Regions from separate parts of the Homo sapiens genome. Here region 2 is linked to region 1. The links are chromatin loops, found by intact Hi-C in ENCODE. Cell type or tissue: GM12878. All regions are shown on one strand. Links, peaks and the distances in the headings refer to the core of each region. The heading gives the core; the rest is flanking DNA.

What was found. Hi-C counts contacts between places; a loop is a spot of excess contacts. Peaks named below come from ENCODE experiments on the same cell type or tissue, not always from the same donor. Only the 100,000 strongest peaks of a DNase experiment are listed, where the experiment ranks them.
Region 2: a loop joins it to region 1, with 2.6 times the contacts of the local background. A loop is called at or near these places in 1 of 110 quality-filtered maps.

Annotation. Positions count from the first base shown.
Region 1 is chr6:130,619,864-130,628,201 of GRCh38, forward strand. No RefSeq gene overlaps it. Among named protein-coding and RNA genes, the nearest start is that of SMLR1, 200 kb to the right of the region's middle. RefSeq lists a silencer at 6,321-6,615. In GM12878, for the core only: no CTCF peak of the experiment used is centred there; DNase peaks (open chromatin) are centred at 4,398 and 6,138.
Region 2 is chr6:130,318,533-130,326,870 of GRCh38, forward strand. It overlaps LOC112267974 (a long non-coding RNA gene), which reads left to right. Exons shown (of 3, transcript XR_002956398.2): 3 at 1-4,970. It also overlaps a transcript of SAMD3 not described here. Among named protein-coding and RNA genes, the nearest start is that of TMEM200A, 43 kb to the right of the region's middle. In GM12878, for the core only: a CTCF peak has its summit at 4,331 (motif pointing right); a DNase peak (open chromatin) is centred at 4,349.

The DNA of each region.
Region 1 (8,338 bases), core at 271-8,270:
CACCTGGAGGGAATCATTCAGCTCTTTTCAAAGAATACTTTAGGATGACGATATTCCTGGCAGGGGATTCAGAAATAGAAATGCAGTAACAATTTTATATTAGAAAACATCTAAATAATTCAGTTGTTTAGGAAGCCTGAAACACCACTTGTTTCACTGTTCATGTCACCGATTCTCCATTAAGATTTACCTGTTAGCTTGGAACAGCCTTCAAGAGAAAGATTCATCAAATTTAACTTTTTCATCTACAGCAGGCTAGAGTTAATGCTCATATATCCACAAGATTTGTTTTAGCATAGGCAGCAATTCTGTTCCATGCAATGGCGCTGCATTTTGTAAAATACTCTGATCATGGAAGATTATTAAGGTTTTCTTATTCTTATTTTAAGATGAGGCACTCTAAAAAGAAAATCTTCATAAGCATTTAATAAAGTAAATTCAAAGCATAACTATTGTACTTGTCAGAAAGGTGATAAGAAGAAGGCTTCATAAATTGTTCTTGATATGATCAAACTCAGCTTTAAAGCAACACCAAGCAACCAGAACTCTTTGATATGTATGCCAGGGTGTGAGGTTGAGATTTCATTTCAAAATCTGAGTCATTCAAGAACACATTTGTAAAAAGAAGAAACCCTACTGTTTACCTAATGTTTAAAAACGTGATCTTTACCAAAATGGCTGGATCAGATTTAATTATTTTTACATATTAAATACAGACCACACGCCCAGCCTAGGGTCACTGGAATTTAAAGAGAGCACATCATGAAATTCTTAGCCTCTGAAAGATTGCAATCTAACCAAGAAGACAAATTACATTCTCATAAAATAGAGAAGTATACAACTTAGAACTAAGTGCCAAAATAGATGAGTCATGTGCTTAATCCCATGGAAAAACAGAAAACAAGACTAGAGTTATAGGAGCTATTAAGCTGCAAACATTTGCATTAAATAATTTTATTTTTATTAATAGAGGACTAAATACTTTAAAATAAATCATTGCTTAAAGCCATTAAAATCACCTATTAATTAGTTATCAGTTTTTCTGGCAAGTAATTTGAGTATCATTATCTGAACTTCTGCTAGTGCTTAGAGATACCCGATGCCTTTAAGATGCTTAAACTCGTCCTTCTGAGATGGTATGGCTTGAACATCTTTCACTTGTTTGAATACCTATGTTAGAGCCACGTAATGACTTTATTTCTTTGTATATAGGTTGAGATTATTCTGTTAATATCTACCATAAAGAAATAGTCGTTCATGAGATTTTTAACAGACAGAAAAATATCTAGCCTGGTAGCAAGCATCTGAAAACCTGTTTTAGGATCCTGTTTCTCAGCTGATTCAGGGAATATGCCTTCTTTCACTAGCTTATTATTATGCTATAGAAAGAGCAAAGGCTTCTGAAATTTGAAAAACTTGTCTTTGAATCTGTCTGATTTATCTGACCTTGAGCAAATTACTTGACTTCTCTGATCCTCGGCCTCCTTATTTACAAAATGAGATAAATTATTCCAAATGTGCAAAGCTGCTTTGAGGGTTAGATGGAACGTATGAGAAACAACTAATAGAAAGTTAGAGACACACTGTAAGAGAGAGCTAATATAATTTTCACTTGCTGGTGTATACATTTTCTGTCATTGATCCTGTTAGTACAAGCATCATCAACCAAGCTGTGCATATATGTTGTCTTATACCATTTATAACACCATGTTGAGAATTCTTAAATCCAAAGCTCTGAGAGATCTGTAAGATTGTTGTTTTTTATCTCCAATCTTTGGGTGGTAAAACTTAACCTGAACTAATGTATACTATTTATAACTTTATTTTATTTCATTTAGCATGAATGCTTACAGGTTTTGCTGCAGAAACAGTAAAGTGATAAAGAACATTGCTGTAGAAACTACTAAGGGTGGAACATAGTACACAGTATATGCACCACAGTGTCTTTCCAATATCTGAATGCATCTGCTCCAAAGGTTTCATAGAAAGGACTATAGAATTCTAGTATTTTCCCTTAACTTTTTCTTACATTACTACAATTTAGCTGGCTTTCATTCATTATATATTTGTGTTTGACACAAATTTATTATTACTTTGCTAAACACAAATATATAATAAATGAAAACCAGCTGTTGTAGTTTTTAAACCACTTTATTAAAGTATGGTTGATACACAAAAAGTTGTACATGTTTAATGAATAAACCTGATGGGTTTAGAGATAACATACAGCTATGAAACTGTCATCACAATCTATGCTGTGAACATAGCCATCATCTCCAAAAGTTTGTATGCATGTATATATGTCTGTCTGTATATATTTTTATAAGAACATTTAATGTAGAATCTACTCTCCTAGAAAATTTTTACATGTACAATAAAGTATTCTTAACTATAGGCATTATACTATTCAGTATATCTCTAGGACTTACTCATCTTGCATAGCTGAAACTTTGTGCCCTATGACTAAAATCTCCCCATTTCCCTCTCTCCATGACCTCTGGAAACCACCATTCTACTCTCTGTTCTATGAGTTTGACTATTTTAGATTCCTCATATAAGTGATATCATGTAGCATTTGTCCTTCTGTGCCTGGCTTATTTCACTTAGTATAATGTCCTCTAGGTTCATCCATGTTGTTGCAGATAGCAAGATTTTCTTAAGACTAAAAAATATGTCATTTTATGTAAATATCACATTTTCTTTATTCATGTGTCTGCTTGGACATTAAGGTTGTTTCTATATCTTGCTACTGGGAATAATGCTGCCATGAACATGGGAATGCAATTATCTCTTTGAGAATCTGATTTCAATTCCTTTGAGTATATTCCCAGAAGTGAGATTGCTACATGGCAGTTTTTTTTTCCCCAGGGAATCTCCATACTGTTTCTGTAATGGTTGCACCAATATATATTCCCGCCAATAGTATATAAGGATTTCCCTTTTTACCACATAGTCACTAACACTTGTTATCTTTTGGGTTTTTTTTTTGGGGGGGGGGGTTGTTGTTTATAATAGCAGTCATAACATATGTGTGGTGATATCTCACTGTGGTTTTGATTTACATTTTCCTGATCAGTAGTGTTAAGCATTTTTTCCTATACCTGCTGGTCATTTCTCCTCCGGAGAAATGCCTATTCAGATCTTTTGCCCATTTTTAATTGGATTACTTTTATCTTTGCTATTGAGTTCGACTTTCTTATATATTTGGATATTAATCCTTTTTCAGATATATGATTGCAAATATTTTATCCCATTCTGTAGGTTGCCTTTCCATTTTCCATATTTCCTTTGTTGTGAAGAAGGTTTTTAGTTTGATGTAGTCCTCCTTGTCTGTTTTTAGTGTCATATTCAAGAAACCATTGCCAAGACCAATGTCATGGAGATTTTCTCTTATGTTTTCTTTTAATAGCTTTGCAGTTTCAGGTCTTATGTTTAAGTCTTTAATCCATTTAATCCAACATGAGTTTTGTGCATGCTGTAAGTCCAATTTCATTCTTTTGCATGTGTTTATCCAGTTTTTCCAACAGTAATTATTGAAGGGACTATCCTTTCCTTATTGTGTATTTTTGGCACCCTTGTTGAAAATCAGTTGATGTTATATGCTTGATTTTATTTCTGAGTTTCCTATTCTGTTCCAATTGATCTATTTGTCTGGTTTTTTTTTTATGCCAGTACCATATTGTTTTGATTACTATAGTGTTGGGATATATTTTGAAGTCAGGAAGTACAATACGTCCAACTTTGCCCTTCTTGCTGGAAATCCCTCTATTTAGGGTCATGTGTTCCATATGAATTTTAGGATTGTTTTCCTATTTGTTTGAAAAATGCCATTGGGATTTTAATAGAGATTGCATTGAATCTATAAATCACTTTGAGTAGTGCAGACATTTTAACATTAATTCTTCCAATCCATGAACATGGGATATCTTTACATTTATTTGTGTCTGCTTTAACTTCTTTCATCATTGTTTTCTAAATTTCAATGTACAAGTCTTCCACCTCCTTGGCTAAGTCATTTCCTGAGTCCTTTCTATAGCCATTGTAAATGGGGTTGTTTCCTTAATTTCTTTAATTCCCCAGAGATGTTTGGATTGCAAACAGATAATTCCACTAGCTATAGAAAAATCTATAAATGTTGACTTTCAGATTTATTTTCCAAGTATCCTTTGAAAGAAACAAATAGCATTTTTGTACAGATCCCCCAAAAATGATAATTTCATTTTTATATTTTAAGTCAATTTAAATTCAATCTTGAACCTAGAAAAATTAGAGTATTAGTCTGCTTCAATGCCCACACTCCTGTGAACATTGTCAGAGTCAAAATGGAGTAAATTGTGTTTAAAATTCTGGCAAATAGAGCTGGGAAAGTCCACGAAGGAAGGGTTCTCATGCATAAATGACTAATAGCAAGAACTATCACAAAAGACGCTGCAAAACCACAACTTTGCACAAAGGCCATGGCAACTTTACACAAAAATATACTTCTGCAAGGACATCTGCCCAGCAACTACCTGTCCAACCTCAGACCAGCAAGGTTATTGACTTTTTTAGCCAAGGATAATTACCTTAAAACAATTATGTAAACTTTATCATTTTTCTTTTAAAAATCCTGGTCTTCTTTTACCTTCCTGAATACGCACATAGTTTACTGTGGCACACATATTCCCTTTGCAATGCCCTATTTCAAGAAAATAAATATTTTCTTTTATAGAGCGTCTCTCTGCTTGTTATTAAGGTTAACACTCGCTGCTGCTTCTTAAAACACACCAAAAATAACTGTTTTTTCTTTCAGACTTTTCCTGAGAGAGCATATATTCAAAATTCTCTAGTTTTCTGTTTATTGTTGTCATTGTTATTGCTGCCTGTAAGACAACAAATATACCAAAAGCAAGAGAATACTTTCATCTAACCAATTTTTCATGCCCAACAAGTTGCTAAAGCAAGATTGATGAGTGAACGGCTAGAATAATAGGAAGAACAAACTTTTTCCTGCTGGTGGGATAAGCTGGTGCTCAGCTGGAAGCAGTTCTCTAACTGCTGAAAGAATAATGGAAACTTCTCTGGAACATCCTTAGGGAATTTAATACCTGTAAATGAGTGAAAGGAAAAAGGTACAATGTGCACAAACAAGCATATACACATCTTGAAATGAATTCTAGATCCTGAAGCTTAATTCACAGCTGCTAGTATTGAAATCCTTTGTTTAGAATAATTTAGAGCAAATTTAACCAGTAATTAATAAAATAGATTTTACAGTAATTGAAGTTAGATAGCGAAGTTGATAATTATTTTGGAGCTTTAGAATTTTTCTCTCTACAAACTAGATTTCTAAGAATATTCTTTTTTTTTTTTTTTTTTTTTTTTTTTGATATGGGGTCTTGCTCTGTCACTCAGCTTACTGCAACCTCCACCTCCCAGGCTCAAGCAATCCTCCCAAGTCAGCCTGCCAAGTAGCTGGGACTACAGGTGTGCACCACCACACTCTGTTAATTTTTGTATTTTTCACAGAGGTGGGTTTTCACTATGTTGCCCAGGCTTGTCTCAAACTCCTGGGCTCAAGCAATTCACCTGCCTTGGCCTCCCAAAGTGCTGGGATTTCAGGTGTGAGCCACCGTGACCGGCCCCTGAGAATATTCTTAAGATATTTACAGTGGAATAGGTAAAGTGAGTGATAGGGAGTGCTGAAGATAATAAACAGAACTCATTATCTGAAGTTATCAGTAGTTCGGTTTTCTCACAGTTAATCCATATTTATGAAAATAATAAGTTGTCAATCAAGAATAGAATCAATAAAAATATTTATTAATCTGCCATGTTAAGACTACAGGCACATAAAAACAAAGAGATTAATTCAAACATTTCATCTGCATAATACCTCAAACCTGACTATTTAAAAGTGGTTGGGTAATTAAGTAGACATTTCACTTTTTATACAAATATTTGGAATCTTTCCATGCCTAAGGTTTATTTTCTTCATTAAAGTGTTATGATTACTGCCACTTACCTGGGAAATAAAATGTGACAGGAAGTTCATCATGAAATGGAGATGCCATTCCCTGCCTGGGACTATTTCCCACTCTTGTTCCATCTGTACAATAGTCATTCTATAACCTCGGCCCCAGAGGGTCTGAGGTTGGGACTTAGCCTTACCAACCAAAGAAACAACTCCTGGTCTGAGTCATAGAGTCATAAATTTAGTCACATAAAACTGTCATCTTCAGTGACACTCATTGAAAATGTGCCTGGACCTATACAATTTCCTTTAAATTAATTTCAATTTCCAGGGAAAAATGATTCAGAAAGCAAATAACGTTAATGTTCTTCCCACAAATTCAAAATAATTTTGAGAATTTCACCACTATATAGTCAGTTATAAGATGGCAAAATAAAAACATTTTTCAAATTCTTAAAGCAGTGAGATGCTAATTGTTCATTTGTGAAAAGCCAGAAGCCCTGTTTTTAAATAACAGTGCATCAATTTCCAACTTGAAACAGATGTTGGCACTTGGGATGACTCATTATTCTTAACTCCTGTCGGAGCACTTGCCCACTGGGCCTCAGATTAAATTTCAGAACACAGGCAGCAGCACTAACTTCTGAGAAGAAAATGTCACTAGAATGCCATTTCACATCAGTGACAGTGGCTTCTTCAGAAAATTAAGCTTCATTTCATGTCTGCAAGAACAGTGACCATTGACTCACCACTGCGTTAGTTCAGCTTGCCCAATAATAACTACAGAGCTTCACTCTAAAATCAAGTGCAATAGCTGCAAACAAGCTTAGAAACGGGACTCAGACAGAGCACCTAATAACTGCCCTCGCAGTTACTTTTCTTCAAAACTCATTCTACTTCTAAAGATCTATAGAATATGGACATAATTTGGTCCTTAAAGTCTAAAATAGACAATGCAAATTTGGCTAGATGAATTTGATCATTTGATCAGAATCATCAAGCGCTATCAGAAATTTATCATTACATATTATTTTTTACTTAAGCTCAAAGACTTTATTTAAGTTTCCAAATCTTATTTAAAAACACATTCCAAATTAAGTTATGGGAGAGTGAACAGTTCTGTGTAAATTCTAATTTAACTTAATTTTTTAAAAGACGAAGATCTGATCTCTCGATCAGGAGGACTCTCTAAACTTGAAAGCATTGGAAGGTATCAGAAAGGAAAATAATCACTGTATTTGCTTTCCTAAAAATGTAAAATATATGTATCTAAAAAGTGTCATTCAAAAATTAAGAAACATATAAAACTGAGTAAATATTTATGATGAATATTGCAAAGGGTTGCATTCTTAATTTAAATTGATAAATGACCACCAAAATATCATTATACAAAAGACATGAGCAAGAAATTCACAGGTAAGGAAATATAAGTAGCAAGTACATTTAAGAAAAAAGTGTTCAACCTATCAATTAAACTGACAAGGTGTTATCTTTCTTTTAATAAATTGACACTATTTTATAAATATATTATTTTTAATATAAATATCATTTATTCTTGGCATTAGTATTAGTAGTATTATGTTAGTACTCTCAGTATTAGAATTAGTAGAATTATAAATTAGTCCCATCTTGCTAAAAAAAAAATGCATTGGCATTTTTTACTTGGAGCCTTAAAAATATGTACATGCTTTAGACCAGGAAAGTTTTACATACAAAGATCATTATTGCTATGTTCTTTATAAGAGTAAAATGTCCGAACCAACCTAGATGTTCAAAAATAGAGGAATATTTAAATTGATTATGAAATATACATATCCTATATTGTGTACAACTATGTAAGAATTTAAAAGTATACCTGCAAAGTATTTTAATTATAAGGAAACATATTTATGACATATTATCAAGAAAAAGTGTATACATTTTATAAAAATATAATCCTAAATATGAAAAAATATACCCATAGAAAAATACTGTAACTATACTTACACAAGTGATGATTATTACTTGGTAATTCACTATACAAGACAGTCCCCCTTCTTCGTACATTCTTATATTTTTTAATTTCCTCACAATAGGCATGTGTTACTTTAGTATTCAGGAAAAAATAAGCCTTAGTTTAAATGTGTATCAAAATGCTCACTTTAATTTTAAAAAACACATATTACACCTGTGACATTTGCAAAAGTAGTAGCAGAAAATAAATACATGTCTTGAAGAACTATAATTGGATTTAAGAACAGTTTGAACAATGTGTTTATTATACTTGGAAAAATATTCATTATAGAGGGTGACCACAAAGTCTAGAAATAAATGTGTATTATTTATCACATATCTTAATGTAATATCAATAATTCATCAATTGTGAATTTATCCATGTTTCCAGAC
Region 2 (8,338 bases), core at 60-8,059, 300 kb before region 1:
ATTCTTGTGCCTCAGCCTCCTGAGTAGCTGGGATTACAGGCACACGCCACCATGCTCAGCTAATTTTTGTATTTTTAGTAGTGATGGGGTTTCACTATGTTGGCTAGGCTGGTCTTGAACACCTGACCTCAAGTGATCTGCTCACCTTGTCCTCCCAAAGTGCTGGGATTACAGGCATGAGCCACTGTGCCCAGCCCATCTAATAAAATATTAATAGGCATGGAAAGACACAGGAAAACAGGGCCCACAAGCTGGTAAAGAATAATTAGTTGAAATTAGCCCAGAAATTACATGGATAATCAGTTATTGAAGACATTAAGCTTATTGATAAGGTTGTTAGTTCTGTTATTAAAACAGAACATAGATATTCCATATATTTATGGAGCTAGAGAAAAGATTGAACTGTTAGTTATAGATATGAAGATACAAAAATCGAATTTCTTAAGGTTAAAATTATAATGTGTGAGATAAAAAGACAGACTGGATCAATGACAGATTAGGTATTGCAGAAAAAATGATGAGTGAACTTGAAGACATGGTAATAGAAATTATCCCAAATGAAACTATCCAAGAAGGAAAAAATCCTGAACGAATCAATAAAGCATCAGTGGGTTGTGAGGCAACTTCAAGCAAACTAATACAGGAGAATTTGGAACCCCCACAGGAGAAGAGAGAGAGGGACAGAAAAACATTTGAAAGAAATAATTACTAAAAACATTTCCAAATGTGATGAAAATTATAAACCTCAGGTCTAAGAATCTTAAAGAACTCCAAGCATAGGAAACATGAAGAAAAGTATGCAAAGACACGTTATAATGAAATTGCTTAAAACCAGTTAAAAAAAGAAAAATTTAAAAGCCCGAAGCGAAAGACACATTAGATACAAAGGAAAAAAGACAAGGAGGAGAGCAGAGTTCTTGATGAAAACAATGCAAACTAGACAACAGTGGAGCAACATCAGTAAATACTGAAAAAACAAAAACAAAACTTTCAGCCTGTAATTTTTTATCCAGGGAAAACATCTTGCAAAAATGAAGGTACATATTAGTTAAAGGAATTAATCACCAGCAGACCCTGCCCTACAAAAAATGTTGAAAGAAGTCTTTCAAGCATAAGGCAAATGATGCTAGATGGAAATTTGGTCCTATACAAAATAATGAAGAGAATTAAGAAATGGCATGTAGAAAAATATAGAGAATTTTCTTATTAAATATCTTTAAAATATAATCAATGGCTTGAGGCAGAATTAAAAACCAAATATTGTGGGGTTTTAATGTGTAAGTTTAACATGTAGAAGTAAAATGCATGAAAGCAGCAGCAAAACAAATAAACAAAAAATACCCAGAAGGGGAAAATTAGAAATAATTGTAGACCTGACATGGCTAAGAAAAGAATCAGTAAACTTGAAGCAGATCAATAAAAAGTTTCCAAAATGAATTGCAAAGAGAAAAAAATAAACACACACACACATGCACACACACACGTCCCCCAACACATTAAAAAATTGTGGAGAATATGAAAATGGAATAATACAAACTATTCAATCCATCCAAAAGAAGGCAGTAAAAGGAAAAAGGCAATAAAGAACAAATGGAAAAAATGGGAAATAAATATCAAACGCATATCTAATAAAAGACTCAGATCCAGAATATACAGAGAATTCTCAAAACTCAAACAACTCTTTCCTCTTCAAAAAAAGAAATGGGGGAAATCTGAACAGAAGCTTCATCAAAGAAGATAAATGAATAGCAAGTAGGTAGATGAAAAAATGTTAAATAGCACTAATCATTGAGGAAAGGAAAACTAAAGCCACAAAAGAATGTCACTATGCACGTATTAGAATGGCTAAAATTAAAAATCAAATGTTGGGGGAGAATGTGGAGCAACTGGAATTCTCACACATTGAATGGTGGGAATGGAAAATGGTCCTGCCACTTTGGAAAACAGCTTGGCAGTTTTAAAAAAGATACATATAGCTGCTGTATGACTCAGGTATTGCGTGCTCATGTAACTATCCAAGATAAATAAAAAGATTTGCACATGAATGTTTATAGCAACTTTGTTTGTAACGGCCCCAAACTAAAAACAACCTAAATGCCCATCAACAGGTGAATAGATTAACAGTGTTACAATCAATGACATAAAGAGGAATGGATTATTGATATACTCAAGAACATGGATAAATCTCAAAACAATTATGCTGATTATTATTTATATAAATGTCTAATTCCATTTATATAAAATTCTTAAAATTACACACTGATCTATAGTGATACACAGCAGGTCCATGTCTACCTTCCAGGTATATCTGACTTCATCTTCTGTGCTTCTCTCCTTTGCTTCCTGGGCTCCAGACAAGCAAATCTTGCTGTTCTTTGAACACATCAAGAATGTGCCTGTCTCAAGGTTTACATATTTGCTGATCCCTTGACATGGGTAATGCTTCCCCAGAGAGTTTGCTCCTTACTTCATTCTAGCCTCTCATCCAATATCACTTTGTCTAACATAACTCCCAATGATCTCTGCCTGCTTGTATTTACTAGGTGAGTGTGGGCTGGACCTAGTGACTCACTTGTAGCAAATAGAATGCAATGAAGTGATAGGATGCCACCTCCACAATGAGGTTACAAAAAGAGTCTGGCTTACATCTTTCATGCTCTGTACCAGTCTTTCTCATTCTATCTTTCTTAGAACTCTTGTCAATTGCCTTACGGACAGACCTATAAGGCAAGAAACTGATATCTGTGATCGAGAGCCAGTGAGCACCTGGGGCTTGTCACTGGCCATGTGAGTGAGCTTGGAAGCAGATACTCTCCCAGTTAAGCTTGGAAATGATTGCAGCCCCAACCCTGATGGCTGACTTGTGAGAGACCTCCTTGATTCACAGGCACCCAGTTCATCTGCACCTGGATTGCTGACCCATGGAAATGGCGAAGTAATAAATGTTTGTTATTTTAAGCTGCTAAACCTCTGGATAATTTTTTATGCAGCCATAGACAACTAATCCAGAGGTGTTCCTTAGAAAACTATGTAAAATATCCCCACTGACACATACAATTCCCAGTACTCATTGTCCTCTTACCTTGTTTTTTCTCATTCAAGACATTTTTCATCATTCAAAGTATTATTATATGTTATATATGTGCTAACTTGCTGTCTGTCTCTCATTCCCCCAATAAAATAAGATGAGAACAGCATCTTATATCTAGGGCCCGAAACACTGCCTGGCCAAGCTACGTATATATCCATTACATATTTGACACCTTTATATAAAATTTGAAAAAAAAGTCTAGACTATAAGGCAGGCTCCTTTTAGCTAGATATATTCTACATATATTCAGACCTCAACTCAAGGACAGAGGCCATCACAGAAAACCAGAAGAATGAGAAATTCCTTAAGCTACTGTGTCCCTTTTTCCCTAGGATCAGGCAAACACACTACTAATTCATCATACACTTAAAAATATTTGGAAAGGAGGAATAAGCAGAGAAGACAACTACCTCTCTGGTCAAGAGGAGCTGTGAGGGCCTGATCCAGCCACAGGGTGAAAATCACTATGGGAACTCATTAGTGAGGGTTTAACTGAGCCATCAGAGAGGCAAGGCTGGAGCGAGGCATCCAAAGGGGCCAGGCAAGGGTGGAATGGAGGCTAGTCCAGAATTGGGACAGGGACAGAGGCGGAATCTGGTTCTTGGTTGAGCCACAGCTTCAGGAACCAGCAGCAGGCTGAGAGAGAGAGAGATGGACCCCAAGGAAGTTCTTTTTCTGCCCAAGCCAGAGTACAGGTCGAGGCATCAAGGCTGGAGTGGAAGGCTGGGAATCAGGCATTTTCTCATAGATTGTAGGACGAGTAAGAGCAGAAGGTACAAGTGAGATGACACGAGACATCTCCACGGAGCTGTGACTACAGATAGGTCTGCATACATAGACAGTGTTCATTCAAAGTACATTGTAGTAGCCGGGCATGGTGACACACGCCTGTAATTCCAGCTACTCGGAGGCTGAGGCAGGAGAATCACTTGAACTCGGGAGGCAGAAGTTGCAGTGAGCCGAGATTGCACCACTGCACCCCAGCCTGGGCGACAGAGTGAGTGAGACTGTCTCAAAAAACCAAACCAAACCAAAGCAAATGGTTCAATGGTTTTATGTGGGATCAATGGTTTTATGAGCAAGGTGGAAACCTAACAACCATTCATGATATCATTTTTATGTTAAGATGATTTGAGTATTCCAAGCAACTAATGCAAAAGCAGAAATTTTGAAGAATCCTAAATTTGAGTTTACTTGAATTAACAATTTCTGTCAATCGTGGAAGCTGCTGCTATGGCCCACTAGGTGGCAGTATGGGAGTGATTTGCTGGTTAACAGAAAATGGAATAGGCTTGACTCTCAAGCCACTAGTTTGTTTTTTTCCTAGCATTTAAAAGTTGACAATAGAAAATGTTCATGGAATAATAGATGGAAAGTCAGACAAGGACTATCATGCAAAGGCCATTGACATATAAAATAAAACCGTTTTACAAGCAGTTACCATGGAGCATTTTATAAAAAGTCAAAACAGCAAATAATGTCTGCTGTTCATAATAAATATAATGTTTTTAAGTGATTCTTCTGATAGGTGAATGTTAGACAGATATAAAATAGAGACAAGTGAGAGAACAGGACAACGGATACCTCTTTCCCAGACCTTGCAAAAACCAGGCTCCCTGAAGCCTCTATGTTGGGGTTTTCAGTTCCCAGATCCCTACTTCCTCTTTACCCATCCACACTCCTGGCTTCCCTGTGAGATGCTCTTGGCAGCAAATCCCTGACAAGTCACATCATTCAAGTATCTTAATTCACTCTTTCACTTGTATTTCCCTGAAATTATGGACAAAGACACACTAATATTTTGCAAGGTAAAATTTCCAATTTTTTTTTTTTTTGTATGATGAGTGCTTAGACTATTGCTGTACATGTTAAGCACCATTCAGGAATTTCCTGTCCAGGCCAGGCATGGTGGCTCACACCTGTAATCCTAGCACTTTGGGAGGCCAAGGCAGGCGGATCACTTGAGGCCAGGAGTTCAAGACCAGCCTGGCCAACATGGTGAAACACCATCTCTACTTAAAATACAAAACTTATCTGGGCGTGGTGGCATGTGCCTGTAATCCCAGCTACTCAGGAGGCTGAGGCAGAAGAATTGTTTGAACCCGGGAGGCGGAGGTTGCAGTGAGCTGAGATCGTGACACTATACTGCAGCCTGGGTCACAGAGGTAGACTCTGTCTCAAAAAAAAAAAAAAAAAAAAAAAGAATTTCCCATCCAATCAGGTTCTAAGGGAAAAGGGCAGAAAATGTGTCTTCTGGTTCCCTTTCATTAGTGTCTTTTAAGTGCTGGCTATGCAGCATATGCTCAATAAATATTTAAACCAATGAATGAATAAATAAATGGCTCAATATGATGGTGTGCATGGGATGCACAAGGGATGAATGAATAAATACACTCTGGCATTTAACATCTTGGAACTTTTTTTTTATAACATATCAATCTTGCATGATTCAAAATAGAACACTTTAAATTTAAATAAACCTTCAAAATGTCTTAACATTTTACATAGAGCAAATTACTGTTAATAATTTACAAAGTTTAGAAAGTTTAGTTTGGAAAGATTAGTTTAATCTCAAAATACTGATCTAGGATAGCAGGCTTTTTAAATTAGCAGTTACCTTCGAGATCATTAGGTCAACCCTCTTATTTTCAGATTAGAAACGAGGACTCATATTTAGTGCTTTTTTCTCCTTTTAAACAGATTGCTGCTCGAATTTGGCAAAAGCCATACATATGATGAGTATGTTAACTGTGATTGATTTTGCTGTTAAGAAATGTTTGTGAAGAATATTCTTGACAGTCTATATTTTTCATATGGTTGAATGAATTTGTGTAATATTAAGGCATAATTATTTTTGGAACTAGCTTTTTTTACCATCAAAATATAAAGTTTCATTCTTAGACACTTTTCAAATTGTGAAGCACTTTCTGGAGTGTTTGTATCAGCTTACTCTACTTTCTTTCCCCTTGAAGTTATTTCTCTTTTCTTAAAGAAAGTAGGTTAAAATGCTGCTTATTAGGAAAATTAGGCTGGGAAGAAGCCGAAAGATCTGTTAAATACCTCAAGTGAATTCCTGAATTCAAAAAATCTGAACATTATCCTTGAAAACAGCTGAAAGTAAAATAACAAAAACTACTTTTTGGAGAACATTTTTTTTTTTTTGGAATAGAAAAATGTTAACTCATTCACAGATCTTGCCCAGATGCAATCGCCTACTGGTCTGGGTTCAGCCTACACACAAGAACAAATTCTTTCCCGGTGCCTCACACTGTGAGGCTGCAGTCCAATCTTGCCAAGGAGCCAGGGGTTCTTGTGTATCTTTTTATTGCTTTAAATTATAAGTTTGTCATTTTAAATTGAACATCTTTTTACTGCCATAAATATCAGTGGAGCCTTAAATGAAATACTGCACGTACAATTCAGCTCTGAAGAACTATATCCATCCATTCATAAACAAGAGCTCTATCGAGCAGGTTTTTCCTTTAGCAGAAATCTCATTGTAGTTTTATGTATTTATGTATATGTAGTATGTTAGTCAGGGTTCTCCAGAGAAAAAGAACTTATATATAGAGAGATATGTAAGAAGGGATTTATTATGGAAATTGACTCATATGATTATGGAGGCCAAGAGTCCCTTGATATGGTGTCTGCAAGGAGAGCTAAGGAAGCTGTGTGAGGACAAAAGACCTGCGAACCTCGTGAGCTGTTCCTGCTGCAAACTCCAGAGTCTGAAGGCTGGAGAACCTGGAGGTCTGATGTCCAAGGGCAGGAGATGGTGGTGTCCCAGCTCCTGAAGAGAGAGAATTCACCTTCCCTCTGTCTTATTGTTCAGGCTCTCGACAGATTGGATGATGCCCACCCACACTCGTGAGGGCCATCTTCTTGACTCAGTCTACTAATTCAAATGTTCATCTCTTCTGGAAACATCCTCACAGAAAATAAGATTGTTTAATAGGATGCTCAAATGCTCATCTCTTCTGGAAACATCCTCACAGACACACCCAGAAATAATACTTTACCAGCTATCTGGATATCCCTTAAGCCAGTCAAGGTGACACCAAAATTAAGCATCACGCTGTGTATGATTTATGTATTTCTTTATATTTTTGGCACAATTCAATGCTGAAATTACTCTTTAAATGTCATGGTTCGAGTGTTTTGAGTTCAATGTACCCGTTCCTGAACTCATCATCATCCTCTCCTCCCACAGTAATACCGATTTAGAGAATGGGCCACATCTAGCAGCTGCCCATCAAAAATCTAGAAGTTGACCGGCCTGGCTTTCACTTGCCTACTTTTCAATTCTGTCAGACACTTAATCCTCAAGTTTGCCTCCCATGCGTCTCCCTTACATGACTGCATCTGCCACGTGGGCAGGGACTTGGTTGATAAACTCAGGGGCATATTGAGCATAGTCCTTAAAACTCAACGAATGTCAGAGGAATGAATAAATGATGAATATTTATCCAATCTATCCCCTTATTTTCACTCTTGCCATCTCGATCCTAGTTTAAGCATTAAGCATCTCTTATCTGGACTACTGCAGTAGCTTATAGTTTGGATTTTCTGACTCTATTTGTATGTCAGCCACCTGCCTTAATTCTAGCCTCATGTTTCTCTACTCTTGTCCTATGTTGTATGCTTAAATACTACTGAGCTGATTATGTCTCCTGCCATATACCCTGATATCTCCTGCCCCTATGACTTTACCTAGGATGTTTCCATCTCTAGAAATGCCTGGTCATTTTTTTTTTTTTTTTGCAAACTTCTGCTCATCCTCATTGCTGAGCCAATGTGACGTATTTTTTAGTAACTTTTTTCTGAAGTCCCAGGTTGTATTACATGCCCCCTTTCTTTTGTCCTATTGTACCTTGTACATTTCTCTAACTGAATTCTTGTATCACATTCTATTTTACTGTTCATCTGTCTGGCTTTCTCTCTGTGCTCCTTTTGGGTAGGAATTCTTTCTTAAACATTGTAGTAATTTTAATGGTGCACAGAAGGCAGTCCATAAATATTTGTACTTGTTTTTTCTTTTTGTGGAATGAACAACTTGGATGCCACAGGAATTTAGGATCGCCACTAATTACGAGTGTGTCTGCCATAGCTAGGGCCACTGAGTACAGCTGTACACATTGTGCACTGCACTATTCTGGGCATGGGTACTAGTCCCATAGAGGATAATGTGAACGTCTACTCCACCACTCCAGTTGTAAACTGCACCAGTCATCCAACCACAGGCACTAC